Linked DNA regions of Homo sapiens: region 1 is linked to region 2. The links are chromatin loops, found by intact Hi-C in ENCODE. Cell type or tissue: GM12878. All regions are shown on one strand. Each heading gives the region's core, and the rest is flanking DNA. Links, peaks and the distances in the headings are about the cores only. Region 1 overlaps KLHL22 (kelch like family member 22). Region 2 has its middle 6.5 kb from the start of CCDC188.

Region 1 (12,150 bases), core at 2,271-10,270, 300 kb after region 2:
AGGCACGGTCTCGGCTCACTGCAACCTCTGCCTCCCAGGTTCAAGCAATTCTCCTGCCTCAGCCTCCCAAGTAGCTGGGATTACAGGCGTGTGCCACCGCGCCCAACTAATTTTTGTAGTTTTAGTAGAGATGGGGTTTCACCATGTTGGCCAGGCTGGTCTCTGGTCTCGAACTCCTGACCTCGTGATCCGCTCACTTCAGCCTTTCAAAGTGCTGGGATTACAGGTGTGAGCCACCACACCTGGCCGTTTATTGAGTTTTAAGAGTTGTTTATATATGTATTTATTTAATACTAGTCCTTTGTCAGATAGGTGGTTTGCAAATATTTTTTAATTTTGATGAAGTCCAGCTTATCAATTTTTCTTTTTATGGCTCATGCTTTTGGGGTCAAGTCTAAGAATTCCTTGCCTAGCCCTAGCTAGATCCTCAAGATTTTCTTCTGGTCATCACGTCGCGTGGCCGCAGGGAGCAGACCCGGACAGCTCCAGAGCCTCCGGGCCGGGGCGGCGGCGGCGACGCTTCGGCTCCTCCTGAGCCACCTGCTGGACCCGCACCCCACTCCATCCCCACAGGCTGGGGACAGGCCCTGGCGCGGCTGTGTGGGATCAGAAGCAGAGTTGCAGAATCCAAGGACCTATTTTTGTTCTTTCTCCGCACTGCTTTATGGGAGGCATTATGGCCCCCAAAGACATAATGACAAATACTCATGCTAAATCAATCCTCAGTTCAATGAACTCCGTTGGGAAGAGCAATACCTTCTGTGATGTGACATTGAGTAGAGCAGAAAGACTTTCCTGCCCATGAGATTGTGCTGGCTGCCTGTAGTGATTACTTCTGTGCCATGTTCACTAGTGACCTTTATAGAAGGGGAAACCCTATGTTGACATCCAAGGTTTGACTGCCTCTACCATGGAAATTTTATTGGACTTTGTGTACACGGAAACAGTACATGTGACATGGAGAATGTACAGGAACTGCTTCCTGCAGCCTGTCTGCTTCAGTTGAAAGGTGTGAAACAAGCCTGCTGTGAGTTCTTAGAAAGTCAGTTGGACCCTTCTAATTGCCTGGGTATTAGGGATTTTGCTGAAACCCACAATTGTGTTGACCTGACACAAGCAGCTGAGGTTTTTAGCCAGAAGAATTTTCCTGAAGTGGTACAGCATGAAGAGTTCATTCTTCTGAGGCAAGGAGAGGTGGAAAAGCTAATCAAGTGCGATGAAATTCAGGTGGATCCTGAAGAACCAGTCTTTGAGGCTGTCATCAGTTGGGTGAAGCATGCCAAGAAAGAGCAGAAAGACTCCTTGCCCAGCCTGCTACAGTATATGCAGATGCCCCTGCTAACCCTCAGGTATATCACAGATGTAATAGATGCTGAGCCTTTCATCCACTATGGTTTACAATGCAGGGATCTGGTTGATGAAGCAAAGAAGTTTCATCTGAGGCCTGAACTTCAGAGTCAGATGCAGGGACCCAGGACAAGGGCTCGCCTAGGAGCCAATGAAGTGCTTTTGGTGGCTGGGGGCTTCGGAAGCCAGCAGTCTCCCATCGATGCAGTAGAGAAATATGACCCCAAGACTCAGGAGTGGAGCTTTTTGCCAAGCATCACTTGTAAGAGATGTTATGTGGCCTCAGTGTCCCTACATGACCAGATCTACGTCATTGGTGGCTGTGATGGTCGTTCCAGCCTTAGTTCAGTGGAATGTCTAGACTACACAGCAGATGAGGATGGGGTCTGGTATTCTGTGGCCCCTATGAATGTCTGATGAGGTCTTGCTGGAGCCACCACCCTGGGAGATTTGATCTATGTCTCTGGAGGCTTTGATGGAAGCAGGCGTCACACCAGTATGGAGCGGTATGATCCAAACATTGACCAGAGGAGCATGCTGGGAGATATGCAGACAGCCCGGGAAGGTGCCGGACTCGTAGTGGCCAGTGGAGTGATCCACTGTCTAGGAGGATATGACGGCTTGAATATCTTAAATTCAGTTGAGAAATATGACCCTCATACAGGACACTGGACTAATGTTACACCAATGGCCACCAAGCGTTCTGGTGCAGGAGTAGCCCTGCTGAATGACCGTATTTATGTGGTGGGGAGATTTGATGGTACAGCCCACCTTTCTTCCGTTGAAGCATACAACATTCGCACTGATTCCCGGACAACTGCCACCAGTATGACCACTCCACGATGCTATGTAGGGGCCACAGTGCTTCGGGGGAGACTCTATGCAATTGCAGGATATGAAGGTAAGTCCCTGCTAAGTAGCATTGAATGTTACAACCCTATCATCAACAGCTGGGAAGTCGTGACATCCATGGGAACCCAGCGCTGTGATGCTGGTGTGTGTGTTCTCCACAAGAAGTGACCATTGTTGGAGCACCATCCAGAGCTAGTGACCAGTCCAGTGGACAGTTAGTGGGAGAATCAAGAATCCTTTCTAGAATGTCTGTTTCTCACTATGTGCACAGGGTGATTACAGGCACCAGTGCAGTGATGATTGTACTTATTTGACACATACTCCCCCTCGTCCTGGTTGTTGTTCCTGAGAAGGGTGGGTAACAGATACTCCAGGGAAAAGAATGCACATTGAATGGATGTGAGAGACCACATTACCTCTCCCACTACTTTGGGGAGCACTTTCCTGTCATTTCTAACTTACCACGTGCTTGGTGTACTATATGTATGTTGTGCCTCATATGTTGCAAAGAACTAAGGTGAGTATAGCCTACTAGATGTGAGCAATATCCAGCCTAGATGATTGGAAAGATACCAATTTAAGTAAACTTGGTAAAATCCAAGTCTTTTTTTTTTCCAGGAACAAATACATTTTCTAATCTACAGGTAGCTAGGGGCAACACAGTTCCATTCTAAAGGGAAACAAAAGGGAGAGCCCCACAAAACTTTGGGGGCAAGGGAGAGATACTCATCTGACACTTCTTTTGGAGGTCAGGGTTTGTATATCAGAATTGAAGTTAGAATCAGTGAATTAAACTGAATTTGATGGAATGTGAGTGAACCTAGAACAGCACTGAAGTATTACATAACCTGGAAGACTGAGAAGGGTATATTCTTTGAATGATCTTTTTATTTCCCCAAGGTCTTTCACACTGGAGACAGCATAAAAGAGTGAACCAATGTTGGGATGAGAGAAGATGACATAAATGTGGGAGTTCAGTATAACTGGGGATAAACTAGAAGTACCTGTGATTTTACAGTCATCTTATTGCCTGCCAGGGGTCATCTAGCCATGGCAGTGTTAACCTTGAATGGGGGTGAAAGCCTTTCTTTGTTGAATCAAATACTACTACACTATTACACTTCCACACTATTTATTTGGGGATGGACTGGGAGTGACAGTAGCCTAGTAGTTCAGCTACCTGATTACTGCCCCATTCTTTTAGAAGCACACTTCTGCCAAGGAGTGGTTTGTACTGCTGTGATTGGTACATTTAGTCTTTTTTCTGCTATAAGTTTTCCTTACCTGTCCTTTAGTGTAGATTTTATTCATTACAGGACAGAATAATCAAGGACAACCAAAATCCTTTTGTTAGTTTCAGTACCTCAGCTATCAACATTTCTGAGCTATCATTCAATGTTCCTCTGTGTCATGGAGTGAAATTCTTGTTTTATGGGTATTGGGAGTGTGGGAATGTGATAACCTAAACAACCTTTGCTCTGAAATTCCATTTTTCCCTCTTTCCCTGAAGTGTACTGACCTGTACTACAGAGTTAATTTCTTTTGTATTTTTTTAAGAAAATATTAAAAATCAATGGTCTCAAAAAAAAAAGATTTTCTTCTTCTTTTTTTCTAGAAGTTTTATGGTTTTACATTTAACTCCATAAACCATTTTGAATTCATTTTGGTATATGGTATGAGACTTGGGTTGATATCCATTTTTTTGCCGACGCATGTCTAATTGCTCCAGTACTATTTGCTGAAAGATATCTTTCCTCCACTCAATTGTTTCTGCACCTTTGTCCAAAATCATGTGTAACATGACTGGGCATATTTACTCAGGTCTGTGGGTTTTCCATTCTGTTTCACTGATCTATGTGTCTATCACTGTATCCATACCACAGCCTTGATTACTGTAGCTATGTAGTAATCTTGAAATTGGGCAGACTCCTCCCATCTTATCGTTCTTTTTCAAAATTATTTGAGCTATTCTAGTTCCTTTGCCTTTATATATACATTTCAGAATAATCTCATTTACATCTAATGTCACAAGTAAAATCAAATCAAAATTAAAAAATTTATTTTATTTATTTTGAAATTTATTTTATTATTATTTTTTGAGACAGTCTCACTCTGTCGCCCAGGCTGGAGTGCAGTGGCGCAATCTCGGCTCATTGCAACCTCTGCCTCCTGGGTTCAATCCATTCTTGTGCCTCAGCCTCCCCAGTAGCTGGGATTACAGGTGTGTGCCACCACACCCAGCTAATATTTGTATTTTTAGTAGAGATGGGGTTTCACCATGTTGGCCAGGCTGGTCTTGAACTCCTGACCTCAAGCGATACACCATCCTCGGCCTCCCAAAGTGCTGGGATTACAGACGTGAGCCACTGCGACCAGCAATAAAAAAAAATTTTAGGCTGGATGTGATGGCTCACTTCTCTAATCCCTGCACTTTGGCCGAGGCAGACAGATCCCTTGAGACCAGGGGTTCAAGAACAGCCTGGGCAATATGGTGAAACCTTCATGATACTAAAAATATAAATATTAGCTGGGCATGGTGGTGCTCACCTGTAATCCCAGCTACTTGGGAGGCTGAGGCAGGAGGATCACTTGAACCAGGGAGGCAGAGGTTGCAGTGAGCCGGGGTCATGCCACTGCACTCCAGCCTGGGTGACAGAGCGAGACTCTGTCTCAAAAAAAATAAAAATAAAAAAATTTTTAAAAAGCTTATTGTGCATGTAAAAGAAGAGTTCATGAACCAGGAAACCCCAAACTGGAAGTGGTATGAAGCCCCAATTCACAGCAGTTACAACACAGTTTATAAAGCATGAATGAGGAAGAATATTGTTCCCTACTGTGCATGTGGAGCTGCATAAGCTTTCTTTGTAAAGCTATCACACTGAGGGAGGAAAGCTTAAGTTTCAGTTACATGGCTACAGGCAGTTGGCCTAGGGGTATATCCAAACCTCAGCTTCAATTTTCATTTTCCCTTAATAGTACAAAAAACCTTCCTGAAATTTTGATAGGAATACTAGTATTCCTGTATTAATACTATATCAATATGAGGAATTCTGTATTAATATATGTATTATTAATTGGGTTGGGAAAGAACTGACATTCTTACTATTCTTACTCTTCCAATCCATGGACTTGGTATGTCTCTCCATCTATTCACATCTTCTTTTATTTCTTTCATCGGCTTTTTGTAATATTCAGTGTACCAATCCTGTGAGGTTTTTTGTTTGTTTGTTTTGAGACGGAGTCTTGGCAGAGTCTTGCTCTGTTGCCCAGGCTGGAATGCAGTGGTGTGATCTCAGCTCACTACAACCTCTGCCTCCCGGGTTCACGCCATTCTCCTGCCTCAGCCTCCTGAGTAGCTGGGACTATAGGCGCCTGCCACCATGCTCAGCTAATTTTTGTATTTTTAGTAGAGATGGGGTTTTACCATGTTGGCCAGGCTGGTCTTGAACTCCTGACCTCAGGTGATCCCCCCCGCCTGGGCCTCCCAAAGTGCTGGGATTACAGACGTGAGCCACCGCGCCCTGCCAACATGACCTATCCTTTTTCATTCCCCAACATCTGATCCATCAGCAAGCCTGATCAGTTTACCTCCACGCTACACTCTGAACCCTCCCATCTCCCTCCAGCTCCACAGCTGTGTGCCAGCACAGGCTACTGCTGTCTTCAGCCCAGACCACGCAATGACCCAGGGCCAGCCTCGCTTGCTCTGCTCTTGATCCTTGGGCTTCCTTCTTCTACAAGCATGCCCCATGCTTCCTCTCCTGCTCAGGAAAAGCTGTGAGCCCCTCTCCTGCCCTGGAAGGTCCTTCTGCTAGACTAGGCAGATGGTTAGATATGAGCAGGGAAGTGGACTCCAGGTTGGCCTCAGCCCCTAGCATGGCCAGAGGGACTATGACCTCTGAGACATGTTAACCACACCTGGGGTTTCAAAAGTCCCAACCCCTCTTTCAGTTAAGCTTATCCAGCTCAAGTAGGAACTAACCCCACAAGGAACTTTCCACCCCCGGGAGCCTGTGTTGTATAGTTTGCCCCAGTTTTGCTTGCTTCGAAAGTAACCTTTTGTTCACTGCAGTGGTAAAAAACACACCTCCTGGGTGAAGATTTAAGATGCTAATGAGACATGCGATAAATACACTAGCACGTAGAGCCACAGTGCATGCGCTGCTAGAAGACCACCCAAACAAAACATGCTTATGAGTAACACCTCTTCCCGCCCATTTATGAATAATCATGTAAGCCTCCTGTAAGGGAGGTTTCCCATGCCAGTTGGGGCGATCTTATTCTGGAGCAGCCTGCTCTGACTCGGCCTTCAGAATGTACCTTCACTTTTGCAATAAACTGCCTTACACTTATCTTCGTTAATGCATGTCTCTTGCTTAAAGTCTTAACCAAGAAGACAAGAACCGAGGACACATTCCCAGTAACATTTCCTCCCTCTGTAAATGGCAGGTCTAATTGACATCTCCTCAGATGGACATTCCCCAAAAAGTCCCTCTAGATTCATCCTACCAGAGCCCCCTCCCTGGAAATCCTCCAGTTCAGCCCCCTCTTCATTTCACTTACCATAATTGTAACCACTTTACTGATCTGTTTTCTGGTTAAGAGTGGTTTCTCCTACAAGGCTGTAAACACCATGGAGTGGGGAGTCTTTCTCATTTCTTGTCACCACTGGATTCCCAGGACTTGGTACATGGTGCTTAGTAGTTGCGGAATGAATGCGTGCATGAAGGAACACCGGCAGCCACGATGCAGCTGGTTGAAAGCCAAGGCTGCCCCTCTGTGGCCAAGCTGGAGAACTGCTGCTTCCCCAGCTGCCGCAGACAAAGAAACTGCTAAGCCCCTCCCACAACACCCACCTAGGAGGCTTCCCCCAACACCCTTCCTGGAACAGAACCCAAGAGCCCTCCTTGTCCACTTGGTCTCAAGGACCTCCTGATCTTCTCCATGCAAAATCTGCTCCTTTCCCCAGGATGGGGGTACGGAGTGTCCTTCCAAAGAGGCTTCCTTCTCCCCAAAGAAGCTGAGAGCAAGGAGCAGGCCACAGCTTGCAGCTCACAGCTGCCCAAGAGACAGAAATCTGTGTGGGCTGTGTGAATGACCTGGATAAAGAAGAGCTGGATCCATTGAGGAGACACTAGCCCTGACCCCTGAAGTCAAAGTCTAAGTCCCTGGGGGAATTGGGGGTCATGAGAGATACTGGAAAGAGGCTTACAAAGGCCAGAGCTCTTGCTAAACTCCCTGAGGCAGTGCAGGTAGAACCTGCCCCCCATACCATCCTCTGCCTCTCAGGTGCTCGGTTATCCCCAAAGGTGTACCTGGCCCATAGCAGGTGCTCCACAAATGCTATGCCAGTACTAGCGGGGTGCCCTGCTAGGGTACCCCTAGTACTGCTAGGGTATGCCCTGTTCTCGGAGGCTGAGACCCAGGAAGTAGGGGGCCAGCAAGGCCTGTTCCTTCCCTGGGATCCCATGTCTGGTTGTTACACCAGGCCTGAGTACCCCAAAGTCGTAAGATAAAAGAGAGGCACCTCCCTAAAACATCATTTTTCCATAATGAACATAATTTTAAACATCTTCAAATTGGAATAAACCAAGGTATTATATAGGATGCACGTGATTTTTTTTTCAAGTTGTCCCAATATTCAAACATAGGATTTAATATAAAAAATAAAACCTTAGAGTGTTTCTTGGCTCTGGAAGGCGCCACCCTTCAGGGGACCTAGAGGGAAGAGGTCTGAGGATAGGCCAGTGAGCTCTCAGGGTCCCTTCCTGTTTAACATCTCTGGAAGTGTCCCAGCTCGTCTCAGCTGCACAAAGAGCAAATGTTCTATCCACATTTGAACTACAAGGTTTAAGCAGCTTGCCAGGGCCAAGGTGGTGTGACAAGGTCTCAGCATGTAAGACTCACAAGTGGGGCACAATTCTGAGCAATGGGGTCTGGATCCTTGATGAGCCTCCCCAGGTGGACTGGCTGAACCTCATGGGGCCTCATCAATGCATTCAATGCAGGGTCTCTGGAGAAGCATGGATTCTGCTCACTGAGCCTGTTTCTCTGACCTGGGACAGGCCTTGACACCTAGGCCTCTCACTCTTTGCACATCCTGGGGAAGGAAATTAGGCAGGAGAAGGCCCCTCTTCGAGGGCTTCCTTACCTCCCTCTTGAGTGGGGCCACGTATGCCCAGGAGTTGGTGGCAGGGTCGTAGCGCTCCACAGCATTCAGGTCATTGTGGTAGTCACGGCCCGCCACAGCGTAGATGTACCTGCCTACAACACACACGGACAGGTCGGCGTGCTCCTGCTGCAGGGACTGGATCTGGAACCAGCGGTTGTGCCGTGGGTCATACCTGTGCCGAGACATGAGGAAAGCACAGCACTGACTAGGCAGGGAGGCTGCTCCGCAGGCTTGCACCTCTTGTTCTGGTCCCATTTCTGCTTTGCCTCAGCCCAGCCTGAACCCTCCCCAACTACCCCACATACCAGTGCACACCGATCTACAGCCAGGCCCACAGGCTGTTACACACCTGAGCACAGGTGCTCCCCACCACACAGCATGGAAGGAATGGCCAGGAGCCTCCTGTGTTTCCACCTAACTGTCCACCTGGGCTGTCCAATGGCTCTTTTTTTTTTTTTTTTTTTTTTTTTGTGGAGAGAGGTCTCTCTGTCCCCTAGGCTGAAGTGCAGTGGCACAATCATGGCTCACTGTAGCCTCGACCTCCTGGGCTTAAGTGATCCTACCACCTCAGTCTCCTAAGTAGCTGGGACTACAGGTGCGCACCACAACGCCCGCTATTTTTTTTTTTTTTTTTTTTTTTGATAGAGACAAGGTCTTGACACCTGGGATATGGACTTAGGCAATCCTCCTGCCTCAGCCTCAATGGCTGTTCGTACAGCCACTTCCATCTCACTTACCTCATCTCATCATCCACATAGCCTTGCTCCCACTCAGGAGGGCCTCCAAATACAGCCTCTCCACTGGATGGGTGCCATCAGCCCCCTCATTGGCCTCCAAGCCTTGAACTTCCCCCAGCACTCCATCAGGAGTGGTCTTCTCAGGCACGCCCTGCACACAGCACCCATCATACCCTCAGCTTTGTCAACAGCCGCACACACAAGGCTCTGGTCATCGTACTTTCACCTCCTCCCACCATGCTGCCAGCCCCGCGTTTCCTGACCTCCCCTCCACTCAAGGTCTCCCTCTCTGGGAAAGTGGAAAGGGTTAACTCCCACCCTGGACTGCAGGCTCTGTAAGGGCAGGGTGTGTGAGATTCCAGGGACCCCCATGGGAGAAAAGGCACTAGACTGGTTGCGGCAGGCCCACGAGGGTGGAGGAGTCTGGCCAGGACCCAAGGAGGGCTCCTGGGCTGAGCACCAACAGGGAGCATGGCCTGCAATGTGGAGCAGAGATGATCACAGAGCCATGAGGGGCCAGGACCCAGTGAGCTCAAAGCCAGTATCTGAAGTGTCCTTGCCCAACAGCCCACAGATAGTTACAGCCTCTTTCAGACAAGTGTTTTTATTTCTGCAGAGGAAGACCTATTCCAAAGAGAACAAGTCTAACTTCAACTGGCTCACAAGAGAGTAACCAAAGTTTTCTTTGGCCTGTGCCCTATGCTGGTTAGTGAAAAGATCAGTTTCATCCTTTGCTTCCTGCAGCCCCTGCAGTGTGGCCAGCCCCTCCCCGCCGCCTACCAGGAATGCAGCAAACAGGAGCCTCAGAAGGCAGGGCCAACAAGAGAGGGAACACACACCTGGGTCTCCCTGACCTGGTGTGAATCCTGGGCTCTTCCCTGTCTAGCTGGGTGTGCCTGGGCATCAGTTTTAATCTCTTGGGATTCGCTCAGTTCTGCACCTGTCCAATGAGGTGATATCACCTGCCTAGAAAAGCTATCAAGAAGAATCATAAAAGACGAGCATGAAAAGTGTCCTTGTTAACTTGGGGGTTCTGATGGATCATGGTTCATTTCTATATTCCTAGACCTCAGTGTAGCCTCTGGCTCAGGACAGATTATGTTCTGTCTGCTGAATGAATTAAACAAAGGAGTAAGATTACCAGCAATGAATCATTCATTCACTCTACCAACATTCCCAGGTCTCCCACTGTGGATGGGGCACAGTGCTCAGCACTACATCCAGAGGGAGCCTCAAGAGGTCAGGGCCCTGCCTTCCCCTGCAGAATGGAAACAGGCTAACCAGAGCAAATGAGTGCTTAATATAATGACAGACACTGTGAAAGAAAGAAAGGGAGGTAAGAAGATGAGTGACCTGCTGGTCAGCGGGGCCTGGGGAGGGCAGAGCTCCCTTGCAGTGATCAGGAAAGGCCTCCTGAGAAGGCAGGGTCTGAGACCTGCATGACCTGGGGCACAAGCCAGAAGAAGGTCTGGCAGGGGACCAGCAGTCCAGGATTGGGGCACAGCACTCACAGGGGCCCCGTCAACTGGCTGGGATGGTGCTGTTCACTGCCTTTCCTGTGCGCCTTCCTCCTTTATATACAAGTCTCTCCTCTCTTGTGTTCAGTCTGGCTCAATCACCATCTGCACCCCAAGTGTCTGCAACCAGAGTGAGATAGGACCCTCCATGTGCTCCTGTTTGCTCCTTCGAGTCTATTGTCCTCACAGCTTTTTAAGCTGAGTTCATGTGGATTTGTGGCTTCAAATTTAAAGACACACACAGGGCCGGGCGTGGTGGCTCACGCCTGTAATCCCAGAACTTTGGGAGGCTGAGGCGGGTGGATCACGAGGTCAGGAGTTCAAGACCAGACTGTCCAATATGGTGAAACCCCGTCTCCACTAAAAATATAAAAAAATTAGCCAGGCATGGTGGTGTGTGGCTGTAGTTCCAGCTACTCGGGAGGCTGAGGCAGGAGAATCACTTGAACCCGGGAGGCAGAAGTTGCAGTGAGCTGAGATCATGCCATTGCACTCCAGCCTGGGCGACAGAGTGAAACTCCATCCCCCAAAAAAAAAAAAAAAAAAAAAAAAAAAAAAAAAAAAAGACACCAACAGTGATACCATATGTCAATAATTTAGACATAGCCAAAGTTACACTGATTTCTTATTTCCCTGTTGTGTCCTGTATCCCTCTTCTTCTTTATTGAATTAATTTTCTACTTTATGAGAATAAGTCCTCAAGTAATATTTTTCTAATAAAAATAAGCTTTATTTTTGCATATAAAGATATAAACAATTTTACTTATTGCTATGGACTAGATGTTTGGATTCCCCCAAAACCCCTATGTTGAAGGCCTAACCCCCATTGTGATGGTAGTGGGAGGCATGGCCTTTGGGAGGTGATCAGGTCATGAGGGTGGAGCCCCATGATGGGCTTAGTGCCCGAGGCTACAGCTCTTTCTCTCCACCATGTGAGAACACAGACGGAAAGGACCTTACCGGGACTAAACTGGCCAATACCATGATCTTGGACTTCCCAGTATCCAGACAGTGAGAAATAGAGGTATGTTGTTTAAGTCACTCCATCTATAGTATTTGTTATAGCAGCTGAAACTGACTAGGAGAGTCACTTTAACTCAGATTTGTATCATCCTATTGTAAACTCAGACATGAACCCTAGAGTTGGTACAAAAATATTCTGGAATTCTTGTTAAATTCATTAGACTGTGGCCAGGCACGGTGGCTCACGCCTGTAATCCCAGCACTTTGGGAGGCTAAGGCGGGAGGATCATGAGGTCAGGAGATCAAGACCATCCTGGCTAACACGGTGAAACCCCGTCTCTACTAAAAATACAAAAAATTAGCCAGGCGTGGTGGTGGGCGCTTGTAGTCCCACCTACTCGGGAGGCTGAGGCAGGAGAATGGTGTGAACCCAGGAGGTGGAGCTTGCAGTGAGCTGAGATCACGCCACTGCACTCCAGCCTGGGTGACAGAGAGACTCCAACTCAAAAAAAAAAAAAAAAAAAAAAAAATTCAGTAGACTGTTTTTCTTCTATATTTCCAT
Region 2 (12,150 bases), core at 2,409-10,408:
CAATATCTGAAAGTGTTGGGATTACGGATGTGAGCCACTGCACCCAGCCTAGTTATAAAACAGATAATACACACACTCACAGTGTGGATTCAAAAAGTATCAAACAATAAAAATGGTGTCCAAGCTTTTCCCACCTTTATCTCCTGTCCCTGCAGACAGGAGCTTCCTCTTTAAGCTCCTAGAGGTGGGCTGCCGTCCCCTGCCCCTGGTTCACACAGAAGAGGTCATCCTGTAGCCCAGCTTTGCTTTTCACCTAATATATCTCTGAGGTTTTAAAACATTCTTTTCTAGCTATGTATTGAATATTTACATTATGCCAGATCCAGTACATGCCATTGTTATCCTCTGTTTTTTTTTTTTTTTTTGAGACGGAGTCTTGCTCTGTCGCCCAGGCTGGAGTGCAGTGGCGCAATCTCGGCTCACTGCAAGCTCCGCCTCCCAGGTTCACGCCATTCTCCTGCCTCAGCCTCCCGAGTAGCTGGGACTACAGGCGCCTGTCACCGCGCCCGGCTAATTTTTTTGTATTTTTAGTAGAGACGGGGTTTCACCGTGTTAGCCAGGATGGTCTCGATCTCCTGACCTCATGATCCACCCATCTCCACCTCCCAAAGTGCTGGGATTACAGGCGTGAGCCACCGCGCCTGGCCTGTTATCCTCTGTTTATGGGTGGGAAAGCTGAGGCAGGAAGCCCTTTAGTCACTTGCCGAAGGCCACGCTGTTAACGGTCGGACCAGATTTGGGTGGCGGAAGAGAACTCATCCGACAGTAGGGCCAGATTCACGCCCCAGGCCCGTTCCCTCCTGCTCCCTGGTGCTCCTCACACCATCGGCCCTGCTGCCCCTCACTGCCCCTGAGTCCCTGTGCCCGTGTCCTCCTTCTTGAACCCATCAGCCGTCAGTTAACCCTCAGAAAGCTGGCTCGGAGAAGTCCTCATATGGTAGGAAGAGCCCCGTTCCCTCCTCTCCCGGTGTCCTGGCCCCCCTGCAAGGTGACTTCACCTCCTACATCAAGAGGCGGGTACTGGTCTCCACCTCTGGGCTCTGGGCCGGCCTCGGATGCACTTGGCCAATGGGCTGCTCCTAAGCTGCTGTGGGCAGAGGTTGGCACGACACTTGTGCGCTGGGCCTGGACCTCTCTTGCTTGGCTCTGGGGACTGTCCTCCCTGCAGGAGGCCTGGGCTGGGCTGCAGGATGAGAGGCCATGGGTCAGGAGAGGCTTCTGTCGTCCCAGCCGGTCCCCAGCTGCCTAAAGATGGGTGGACAAGCCCAGCGAGGCCCCCAGAGAACCGGCCCATACGTTAGCCAAGTTGCCGGCCATGTACCATCGAGCCCCGGGCTGTCATGGTGGTTTTGCCACTGAGTTTTGGAGTGTGCTGTGACGTGGGAGGAGACATTGAGAGGCCTCACAAGCCTAGAAGCGTCTTACCCTGACCTCACACCTGCTGGACTTCGGGCTGGGAAGAGAACTGGGGCCGAGGGCGTTTTCCCACAGGACTGGAAGGCCGGTCGTGGTCCTTGGTGGTGAGAGCTGGCCAGGCTGCCAGCCTTCTCCCCGGAAGCCTGCAGGGTCCCCTCTGATCCCTGCGCCTCTGGGGGTCACACCAACTGTGGGTCTTTCCTTCCTCACCACGCTGGGCACTTGGTGAGCACATTCTGCCTTGAGACGGGGCATTTCTTTGATAACATTTCTTCTCATTTCCTGCTTGTTCTGGAACTCCTGTCAGTCAAATGTTGGGCCTTTTGAATTGATCCTGTGAGTCCTTCTTTCTACCTTTGCTTGTAGATAGACTTCCCTGAACCCAAACACAAACACTTTCTCTCTGCTTTTTAAAAAATTGGTTTTGGGGCCGGACGTAGTGGCTCACGCCTGTAGTCGCAGCACTTTGGGAGGCCAAGGCAGGCAGATCACTTGAGGTCAGGAGTTCTAGACCAGCCTAGCCAACATGGTGAAACCCCGTCTCTACTAAAAGTACAAAAATTTGCTGGACGTGGTGGTGTGCGGATGTAATCCCAGCTACTCGGGAGGCTGAGGCAGGAGACTGGCTTGAACCTGGAAGGCGGAGGTTGCAGTGAGCCGAGATCAAGCCACTGCCCTCCAGCCTGGGTGACAGAGCCAGACTCTGTTTTAAAATAAATAAATAAATAAAAATAAAAAATTGGTTTTGGATTTTAGCAGTCCTGTTTTTCATTTCCAAGACATTTCCATTGTTCCCTGAGCTCCCCTCTTCTTGTTCCAGAGAATTCTGTTCTGCTCTTAGGGATAAAGTGGCTTTGGGGGGAGGCGAATCTTTTGCTTTCTGCATTTTCTCTCTTGCGGTTCTTTTTTGTTTGTTTAGTCTTGGAGCTTCACATGAGACTCAGTGCTCAAATGTCTGGCTTTTCTTTCTTTTCAATCCCTGTTTATAGGGGAGACAGGCAGAGCTGCCGGGCACTCCTCTTTCCTTGTTAACTTGAGGAAGCCGGACAGCCAGGTCTTGGAAGGGAGGCCTCCTGCCTCCAGGCGGCATCTCGGGCTGCAGGGCTGTGGTCTGGAGTGCGGACAGTACCAGCTCCCACTGCTGTCCTGCCATGCTTGTTCGCAGTACTCGTCTCCTCACACCAGTGACGAGGCCACTGCTTGCCAGCCGCTTGCCTTCTTCCCGCCAGGCTGTCCTGCTACGTCAGCCTCCGCTCTCCACCTCAAGAAGTGTCTCGAAATATCTTCTCTGCAGATGACCTCTCTCCTGTTCTCAGTGCCACGTGGGGCCTCCCCAGCAGAGGCGGCTGGACACCTGGCCCTGGCTGCTGGAGGTTGTTTAGCTGCCAGAGGGTGGCGGTAGCCTCCAGGACCCTCCCCTGGCCTCTGCCCTGTTCATCCTTTGCCGGAATGTCATGGGTTTCAGGATGTGCTGAGCTCCGAAACCCCATGGGGCAACTTGGGATGGGGGCTAAGGAAGGCCTCTTGGAGGAGCCCTGAGGCGAGGTGGCCCTGGGGTGGGGTGGAGGAGGCCCTGAGCAGCAGGGGAGGGGGTTGCACCCTGCTCTCTGTGTCCCTGAGTGAATGGGGCAGGGGCTGCACCCTGCTCTCTGCGTCTCTGAGTGAGTGGGGCGGGGGCTGCACCCTGCTCTGTGTGTCCCTGAGTGAGTGGGGCAGGGGCTGCCCCCTGCTCTCTGCATCTCTGAGTGGGATGGGGGCTGCCCCCTGCTCTCTGCGTCCCTGAGTGAGTGGGGCGGGGGCTGCCCCCTGCTCTCTGTGTCCCTGAGTGGGGTGGGGGCTGCCCTCTGCTCTCTGTGTCCTTGAGTGAGTGGGGTGGGAGCTGCACCCTGCTCTCTGTGTCCCTGAATGAGTGGGGTGGGGGCTGCACCTGCTCTGTGTGTCCCCAGCCTGCTAAGTGCCCCACAGGGGCCAGGATGCTGAGGAGTGAGAGGTCTTCACAGAGACAGGTGGCTCCTGTAATAAGGAAGACAACACTGGCTTCCTGGGCGAACAGCAGGGCGGGGTCCTTAGGTCCCACTGTAGGTGCCCAGGCCCGGATGAGATTCCCCAGTGGCCCTGAGGGGGCGCCCGGGACACCCTGGATGGCCCAGTGTCCTCCCGTCACCCTCGCCCCTGGGCACCATCCTCCTTGGCCTGGAAACCCCAAGCTCCCTGACGCCCCCGCCCCTCTCCCCGGGCCTGTGCCGGGGAAGGATACTGCTGCTCCGTCAGTCAGCCATAGAGCCCCTCCTCCCCCAGCCCCTCTCACCCCTCCCTGTGGTCCTTGCCAATCGCCCTGAGCCCGAAAAGGTGGGAGATTCTTGGAGAGATGGGGCCCTGGATCCCCGGCCCTGGATCCCCATCCCTGGGGTCCCCCACTCACGGGGTCAGATACGCTAACAAAGGCCAAGCGCCCTGCCAAGCGGTGTCCTGGATTGGGGTGGGCGTGGGGGTTCGCCTCAGGTCCAGGCTCCGGGATGTCGTGCAGGACAGGGCGCGGTTGCGGCGGGGGCACTGGCTGGAAGCCGGAACTCCCGGCCTCGAGGGCGGAAAGTGTGGCCAGCGCAGCGTGCTGGGGGGGCCATGGCCCCGTTGCCAGGCAGCGCCTCCCTGGACGCCAGTTGCCATGGAAGCCGCTTCCTGCCCATGTTGCCAGGGCGTCCAGATGGCCTCGAGGAGCCTGGTTCAGAGGGGCCGCCCTATGCCCTTGCCCCTCCTCCGCTGCCCAGGGATGGGCTGGGAGGACAAAGAGGAGGAGAGGCTGGGACTCCCAGCATGGAGATCCGAGTCCTTCCTGCTGGAGCCAGGCTGCGGCCCAGGGCAGGGGCCAGATGGGGCTGTTCTGCTGTCTGCACCGCGGACTTGATGTTCATACCCCAAGCTCATTTTATTTATTTTCTATTTTTATTAAGAAAGAGTCTCACTCTGTTGCCCAGGCTGGAGTGCAGTGGCGCGATCACAGCTCACTGAAGCCTCCAGTTGGGCTCAAGGGATCCTCCCACCTCAGCCTCCCGTGTATTGGGGACCACAGGTATGTGCCACCATGCCCAGATAATTCTTTATTGTTTTATTTTTGTAGAGACTGGGTCTCGCTATGTTGCCCAGGCTGGTCTTGAACTCCTGGCTCAAGTGATCTGCCCGCCTCAGCCTCTCAAAATGCTAGGATTACAGGTGTGAGACACCTCGCCTGTGCTTGGCTGCTCCCGAGCATATCTCAGAAGCCAGGAAACAGGCCCTGAATGGATGGAGCTCGGGGTCACTGGGCCAGCCACAGCCCTCAGAGGACCCCATCTCTGTGCCCTCTAACCTGGGCTCCTGGCCCACACCCACCCAGGCTGCCTGTCAGGATCTGCTCCCTCTCCAGCCCTCAGAGCTGCCCTATGTGGAGGGTTGGGGGTCCCAGAAAACCTGGGAGAAACGGGTCCTGGAAACAGGGTCGGGGGGAAGGGCAGAGTGCTGGGGATGCTGGGCCCACGACCTCCCTGTCCCTGGGGCTTCCCCATGTCAGAGGTGAGGCTCAGAGAGGTAAGGGCGCACCCTTTGTCTGCCCCCTCCCCAGCATGGCCAAGTCGCTCCCAGGGTGCAGGCGATGGCAGGCCATTTGTCTCCCTCCTGGGTGAGTCTCTGGACATGGATTCTCACATTTTTTATTTAAGAATCAGAGAGATATAAGAATGTCAAGGAAAAATCCTCTCATGGACAATGCAGCCCCAGTAAATGACTGTCAGCCGGCGTGTCCAGGGCTTCAAGGCCCCAGGAAGTGGCCATGCTGGGGCTGCCAGGCCTCTGGCTCCAGGGTCACTGGGGCTGAACTGTCTGCCCAGGCCCGGAGACACCCTGCCCCTGAGGAGCCCACCGGCTTGGCCAGTCCATCTTCTTGGCACTCCCTGACCACCACTTACCTTCTAGTCGGACAGTGGAGCCTGGGGGGACAGCGTGGCAGAGTGCCTGATGGTCGGTGACAAAGTCATCTCCAAAGTCCTTGCTGGGGCCAAGAGCCAGGACTCCTTGCCCGTCCCCGTCACTGCCCTGTGCCCGCCCAGCACCTGCTGGGGACTAGGCTGCCCATTGGAGAAGGAAACACAGTGCTGGGCTGTGAGCTCCTGAAGCCTGTCTCTGTGCCCCAGGACCAGGCTCCTGGGTGGAGGGAGAGACCAGGGGCAGGTGAGGAAAGGCAGGGCCCCCAGAATCCCTCCATGCCTGCCCCTCAGTCTCCAGGACTTATGTGCAGGTACCGTTTGGAGCTGTGGTGCAGTTCCCAGTCTCACCACCAGATGGCACCATGCCCCTGCAGAAGCAGTGCCCAGAGCAGGCCAGGTGGTTCTCGGGGGCTGCGGTGGAGGAATCCACCCAGCCGAAGCTCTGGCAGGGAAGGGGCAGTGCTAGGGGGAGCCCCCTCCCCACTTGGATCCGAAGTTCCCATGGGGCCTAGGGCAGGGGCTTGCCAGGTAGCCAGAAGTTCCCTTGCTGAGTCTAGGGTGTCTATCCCACATTTCACATGGAGACGAATCATCCCAGACACCCCGGCACTGTCCCGGGGCCGTTTGCCACCCCTCCCAAGGGGCAGGGCTCCTGTCTTGGGGCCTTCCCAAGCATAGTAGCCTTCGGGCAGCCCCGGCCTGGCCCCAGGTTGTCCCACTTGTCAGTGGGCAGCTGGGGCTGGGGGAGGGGTCCCAGCTCCTGTCCAAGGTCACCATTGCCCCTGACCAGGGTGTGGCAGCTGCTGTGGCCTGGGTCAGTGAGGCCGTGGACGGAGGGTGGCCTGGGTGTAGGCACTGCTCTCAGCTAAGAGAGAGCCCATCTGGAGGAAGAACCAGGAACCAGAGGGATGGCCGGGTTCCCAGCGTGCAGGAGGCCAGCTTAAGTTCAGTAGGGTCCCCCTGCAGGGACTCCAAGAGGCAAACCACATGGAGAGTCACCTGAGAGGGAATGATGGAGGCTGGGGAGGTGGAGCCCCCACCTCCAACTGCTGCCTCGGCCCCCACAGCAGGGGAGGGCGGGAGGCTGGCACTGGCACTGCCCTGGGAGATGCCACCTGGGCCTTGGTCTGGGGAGGAGGGCTGGCCAGGAGGCTGGGTACGGCTACTGCTCTGGAGTGACCGAACCATTTCCACCCTGCTTGCCTTATTCTTCTCATGAGGGCCTCAAGGGGACACACCAGAGGTTTACTGGGGACATGGCAGGGGAGGGATCTCAGTGCTGGCCTTCTGGGGCCCTGCGTCCACTCCGCCCCTTTCTGACCTGGGCTGGGGCCTCTGCCCTCCCCGGGGCCTGGAGACAGAGCCCTTTTGGAGGCCCTCAGGCTTGACAAGCCTACTTCTTAGAGCCAGGCTGTGGGCTGGGCTGTATCCTGGTGGGATGAGGGATCTGGGGCTTGGGTGGGAGTGGGGCTGGGAGCAGGTGGAAGTTGGTGCCTCAGGCTCTGAGGAATGGGCCTGGGATGGCTGCAAAGTGGAGGAGAGGCTCTCTCAACCCTGGGCTTTGGGGTCTGAGCCCAGCCCTGTCCTCAGGCAGTCTGCCCCTGCAGCCCCGCATTGCCATGTTGGTTGGAGTTGCGATGAGAGGTGCTGGGGCCTCCCTTGCCTCTGCCCAGCACAGCTGAGAAGTTACGTGCTGCTGCCCAACTGTGGGGGTTTCAAACCCCGCTGGAGCCTCCAGGTGGGCCCTTGGGCAGCAGGGCCTTGTGGCGGGAGGAGGGGACCCTGGGAAGTCAGGGACCAGGCGGGGGAGGGAGAGAAGGTGGGAGCACAGTTGTGGGTGTGGGTACCCGCCCCTTCCTGAACTGTGTTCCTCCCGGCCCACCTGACTCTAGTCCTCTGTGCCGGCTGCCAGGGGATACCCGAGGCCACCTGCGTCCCCAAAAGAAGGTCTCACCTTCAGAGCCAGCCTTTGAGGCTCCTGGGTGACCTCAGCCTGTTACCCTTGACCCTGAGTTCACCTAGATCAAGTGGGAGGCCGCTCTTTGGGCCTCAGTTCTCCCATCCTCAGGGAGTAGGTCCTCTGTCCCCTGACAGCACCCCTCCTCGCTGTGCCACCACCACTGCCAGGGTTCTGATCTGTGGATGTTCCCCAGGGGGTGGCTCTGGGCTCTCAGGCAACCGGCTACTGTGGATGGTGGTTTGCACGAGAATAGTGTCACTCTTGGGTCCTTTGCTTGAAGTTGGCTCTGCTGAGTGCAGCCTGCAGACATTTTCAGGAAACTGAATCCACAGGCTGGAGCCTTCTGCTTCCCCACAACCCAAACGGCCCCCAGCCAGCCAAACAGCCACGAGAACCCAGCTGCTAGCAACTGCCAGCAGGAAACCCACTACCAGCCGCTCACAGATGGACAGCCCATCCCAGGAGCTGGCCCCACCTCCCCGCCCCTCTGCTGACCAACCCAGCAGCTCCTTGGGTGGGTGTGGCCACCCTGCTGCCCCAACCTGCTCCCGGACCCTGTGCCAGGAGGTGCTTCGCCTCAGCGGGGCCTTGCCTCCCCCAGAGCCGCTCTGCTGCCTGACCTTGCAATGTCATGGGTCCTCTGGGCACTGGCGCAGTTGGGTGGGATCAGCTTTGGCCAGCAGGTGGGGGGCAGGTGGGTAAATCCTCCCTCTCTGCCATCTCCGCTTCCTTCCTCCTGCCCGGCTTCCCTGCCTTTTTCCTACTCTGGCTCCAGGGTTGCACTGCTCAGAAAGCTGTTGCTGCCTGGCCAGCACGCAGGCCTGATTTTCCTGGGAGCCTGGACTAAGACCCTGACCAGTCCTCCCACCCACCACCCACACCACCACCCAGCTAGCCAGCAGCTAGGCCAGGAGTGATCAGGAGGGGGCCCAACCGACCACCCACCCGGCGTCTCCAGCCGGCCAACTCTGCCCACTCAGGGCCGTGAGCTGGAGGTGCCAGGAGCCTCCCGGGAGGCAGTGTGAGGCATTCTTCTTAGTAAGTCCCGCATCGATGATAAAGGGCAGTATCAGCCCCTCTCTGATGCGCAGTGAGCGGCTCACCATACAGGGGAGGCGTTTAATTTATCTCGGGAACTGGGCGCAAGTTATAAAAATGGTAATTTCTTGGAGATTCAATTACATGTTTTCATTGTTACCCTCGATAATCAAGGAAACGATTTTTTATAAAAGGCTGTGGGATGATACTGATCTCAGGAGAGGATCTGGGCCGGGTGGGGGCTTTGGGGACGAAGAGGAGGGCAGTGTCTGCTGGGGGCAGGCAGGGCAAGTGGAGCTGGGCCGGCCGGCCCACCAGCTCCTGCAGCCCACCAGTTCCTCCAGCTCCTCCAGCCCTCCAGTTCCTCTAGCTCTCCAGCTCCTCCAGCCCACCAGTTCCTCCAGCCCTCCAGCTCCTCCGGCCCTCCAGCTCCTCCAGCCCACCAGCTCCTCTAGCCCTTCAGCTTCTCTGGCCCACCAGTTCCTCCAGCCCTCCAGCTCCTTCAGCCCTCTCTGGCCTCAGTCTTCCCATCTGCCGACGGGCCCATCTCTGGTAGGGAGGGTCTGCGTTTTGGCATGAGGGCTGATGAAGTGAGGCGTGACTCCTGGGCCGTGAGGGTGGCTGCGTCCCTGCCCCTCCCTTCCTGGTGCCCGAGCAGTCTCGTCCATCTCCTGAGGGCTCTGCAGGGAATAGAGAGGGGTTCCTGGTGGAGTGTGGACCTGATTTTTTCCCCAAGTGATGTCTTGGCTCTAAATAACATCTCCAGGATTAATGATGCCGGCCCCCAACAGCACCAGGTGATTGGAAAAAGGGTTTTATGGCCCCGTGGGTGAAATTGAACTTGCATCTGAGGTGTATTTCCAAGATGGGATTTTCCTCCCTGGCAGAGGCGGCACATTTCACGCTAATGATAATGGCAGCTCCTCGACATTCATCACCTATAGTTGGGGGGACACCCGTCTGGGGCACAGGGGCAGGGTGTCCCTGGGGTAACCTCCAGGTCTCCTAATCTCAGCAGACTCTGGGGGGCTGGTTCTAGGAGATGCGCCCTCACCCAGTGCAGGGCCAGGGAAGGGGGAGGCAGGAGCCCCCAGGGGATGAACGAGCTCTAGCTGGGCTGCACCAGGGAGGAGGCTGGAAGGAGGCCCCAGGCTGAGGGTAGGACCCGGCTAGTGCTTGCCCAGGGACCCACAGGCCCCTTGCTGAGCAGACTCCAGCGAGGGGCCTGGCCCATCTTGTTGCAAAGGGCTAGAGTCCTGGGCTGAGCTGGGCAGTTGACCTTGGATCTGACTCTGTCTCCCCTGAAAGCTGTTCCACCCCAATGCAGGCTCCTGCAGCCTAGCACAGCGCCCAGCCAGGATGGGCAGGAGGAAGCCCTTCTTCCGACGGGCTGTCACCGCGCCCTGCCTGAGGGGCCTCAAGCCCCAGGGCTCTTGTCTCAGAACTGGGCCGTGGAGATTCAGGAACTATGGGAGTTTGGGGGATCTTGGTGGCTGAGGGCTGTGCTCATGGAGGACTCCTTGAGTTCAGAAGATGAGGCCCACCTTCTGCATAGCCAATAGGTCATTGTCACAGGGACACTGACCACCAGCACCAACCTCCATCCCCCGGCACCTGCCTTTATCACCCATTTCCCAGGTGAGGACAGGGGCTCAAAGAGGGGCAGGGTTCCTCTGAGGTAACACAGCAGGTGAGCAACAGAGCCAGTGAGGGCCTGGGGGTGTCCTGCCACGGGCTGAGGTGTGCCCACATGCAGGAATCCAGGGGTCCGTGGGCCAGGACACTGCCAAGAGTTGGGGGCTGGGGGAGGGAAGGGGGCATTGCCAATGCTGCAGCCCCTGCCCTGGGGGGTAGGAGGGAGATGCCCCTCCGGGGGCCCAAGGGCAGGGTGGGCCCATGCTGTTCCCTCCCACCTGCCACGGGTGAACCTGACAGGAGTGGGGATGGAGCCTGGCATCCCGAGGGAACCTCCTGGAGTAATCACTCCACATGCTCGCGGTAAATACTGGGCCCTTCTTCCCCTCCCAGTAATTGAACTTATTTACTTTTAACTAAGATTAAATGTTCTCTGCGAGCTCAAGATACTGACTGCCCTGTCAGGCTCAGTCCACGCTCTGCTCTTCCTGCCTCTGGGGACCAACCCCAGGCAGGGAGGGACCAGGCAGCCCTGGAGAAGCACAGAAATTGTTTTTCCAGGAAACTCTGGGTGGATAATCCACTTACATCATCACCACTGTCACCATGAGCATGGCCATAACCACCATCATGGTCAGCTCCACCAGCATCACCACCACCACCACCACCATCACCATCACTGCCACCACCACCGCCACCATGACTACCACCACCATCACCACCACCACCACCATCACTACCACCACCACCATCACTACCACCACCACCACCACGATCACTACCACCACCACCACCATCACCATCACTACCACCACCACCACCATCACCATCACCACCACCATCACTACCACCACCACCACCACCACCATCACCATCACTACCACCACCATCACTACCACCACCACCACCACCACCACCATCACTACAACCACTACCACCACCACCACCATCACTACGACCACCACCATAACCATCACTACCACCATCACCACCACCACCATCACCATCACCACCACCATCACCATCACTACCACCACCACCACCACCACCATCACTACCACCACCACCATCACTACCACCATCACCATCACTACCACCACCACCACCACCACCATCACTACCACCACCACCACCACCATCATCACCACCACCACCACCACCACCACCATCACTACCACCACCACCACCATCACTACCACTACCACCACCATCACTGCCACCACCACCACCACCACCATCACTACCACCACCACCACCATCACTGCCACCACCACCACCACCACCATCACTACCACCACCACCATCACCACCACCACCACCATCACTACCACCACCACCACCACCATCACTACCACCACCACCACCACCATCACTACCACCACCACCATCACCACCACCACCACCATCACTACCACCACCACCACCACCACCATCACTACCACCACCACCACCACCATCACTACCACCACCACCACCATCACTACCACCACCACCACCACCACCATCACTACCACCACCACCACCATCACCATCACTACCACCATCACCACCACCACCACCATCACCACCACCACCATCACCATCACTACCACCACCACCATCACCACCACCACCACCATCACTACCACCACCACCACCACCACCACCATCACTACCACCACCACCACCACCATCACTACCACCACCACCACCATCACTACCACCACCACCACCACCATCACTACCACCACCACCACCATCACCATCACTACCACCATCACCACCACCACCACCATCACCACCACCACCATCACCATCACTACCACCACCACCACCACCATCACTACCACCATCACCACCATCACCACCACCATCACTACAACCACCATCACTACCACCATCACCACTACCACCATCACTACCACCACCACCACCACCATCACCATCACTTCCACCACCACCACCACCACCATCACTACCACCACCACCACCACCATCACCATCACTTCCACCACCACCACCACCACCATCACTACCACCACCACCACCACCATCACCATCACTTCCACCACCACCACCACCACCATCACTACCACCACTACCACCAGGACCACCATCACTACCACCACCACCACCACCATCACTACCACCATCACCACCACC

What was found. Peaks named below come from ENCODE experiments on the same cell type or tissue, not always from the same donor. Only the 100,000 strongest peaks of a DNase experiment are listed, where the experiment ranks them.
Region 1: it touches region 2 in a loop (6-fold over the local background); 14 of 110 quality-filtered maps call a loop at or near these places.

The regions. Positions count from the first base shown.
Region 1 is chr22:20,449,458-20,461,607 of GRCh38, forward strand. It overlaps KLHL22 (kelch like family member 22), which reads right to left. Exons shown (of 7, transcript NM_032775.4): 5 at 8,351-8,543. It overlaps LOC124905085 (a long non-coding RNA gene), which reads left to right and starts at 11,518. Exons shown (of 3, transcript XR_007068014.1): 1 at 11,518-11,649. It also overlaps the pseudogene KLHL12P1. RefSeq lists enhancers at 1,540-1,709, 1,857-2,026, 5,889-6,058, 6,807-7,308 and a silencer at 10,273-10,471. In GM12878, for the core only: a CTCF peak has its summit at 6,988; a DNase peak (open chromatin) is centred at 6,974.
Region 2 is chr22:20,151,448-20,163,597 of GRCh38, forward strand. No RefSeq gene overlaps it. Among named protein-coding and RNA genes, the nearest start is that of CCDC188, 6.5 kb to the left of the region's middle. RefSeq lists a silencer at 3,939-4,233 and an insulator at 5,593-5,830. In GM12878, for the core only: a CTCF peak has its summit at 5,731 (motif pointing right); a DNase peak (open chromatin) is centred at 5,754; H3K27me3 peaks cover 133 bases.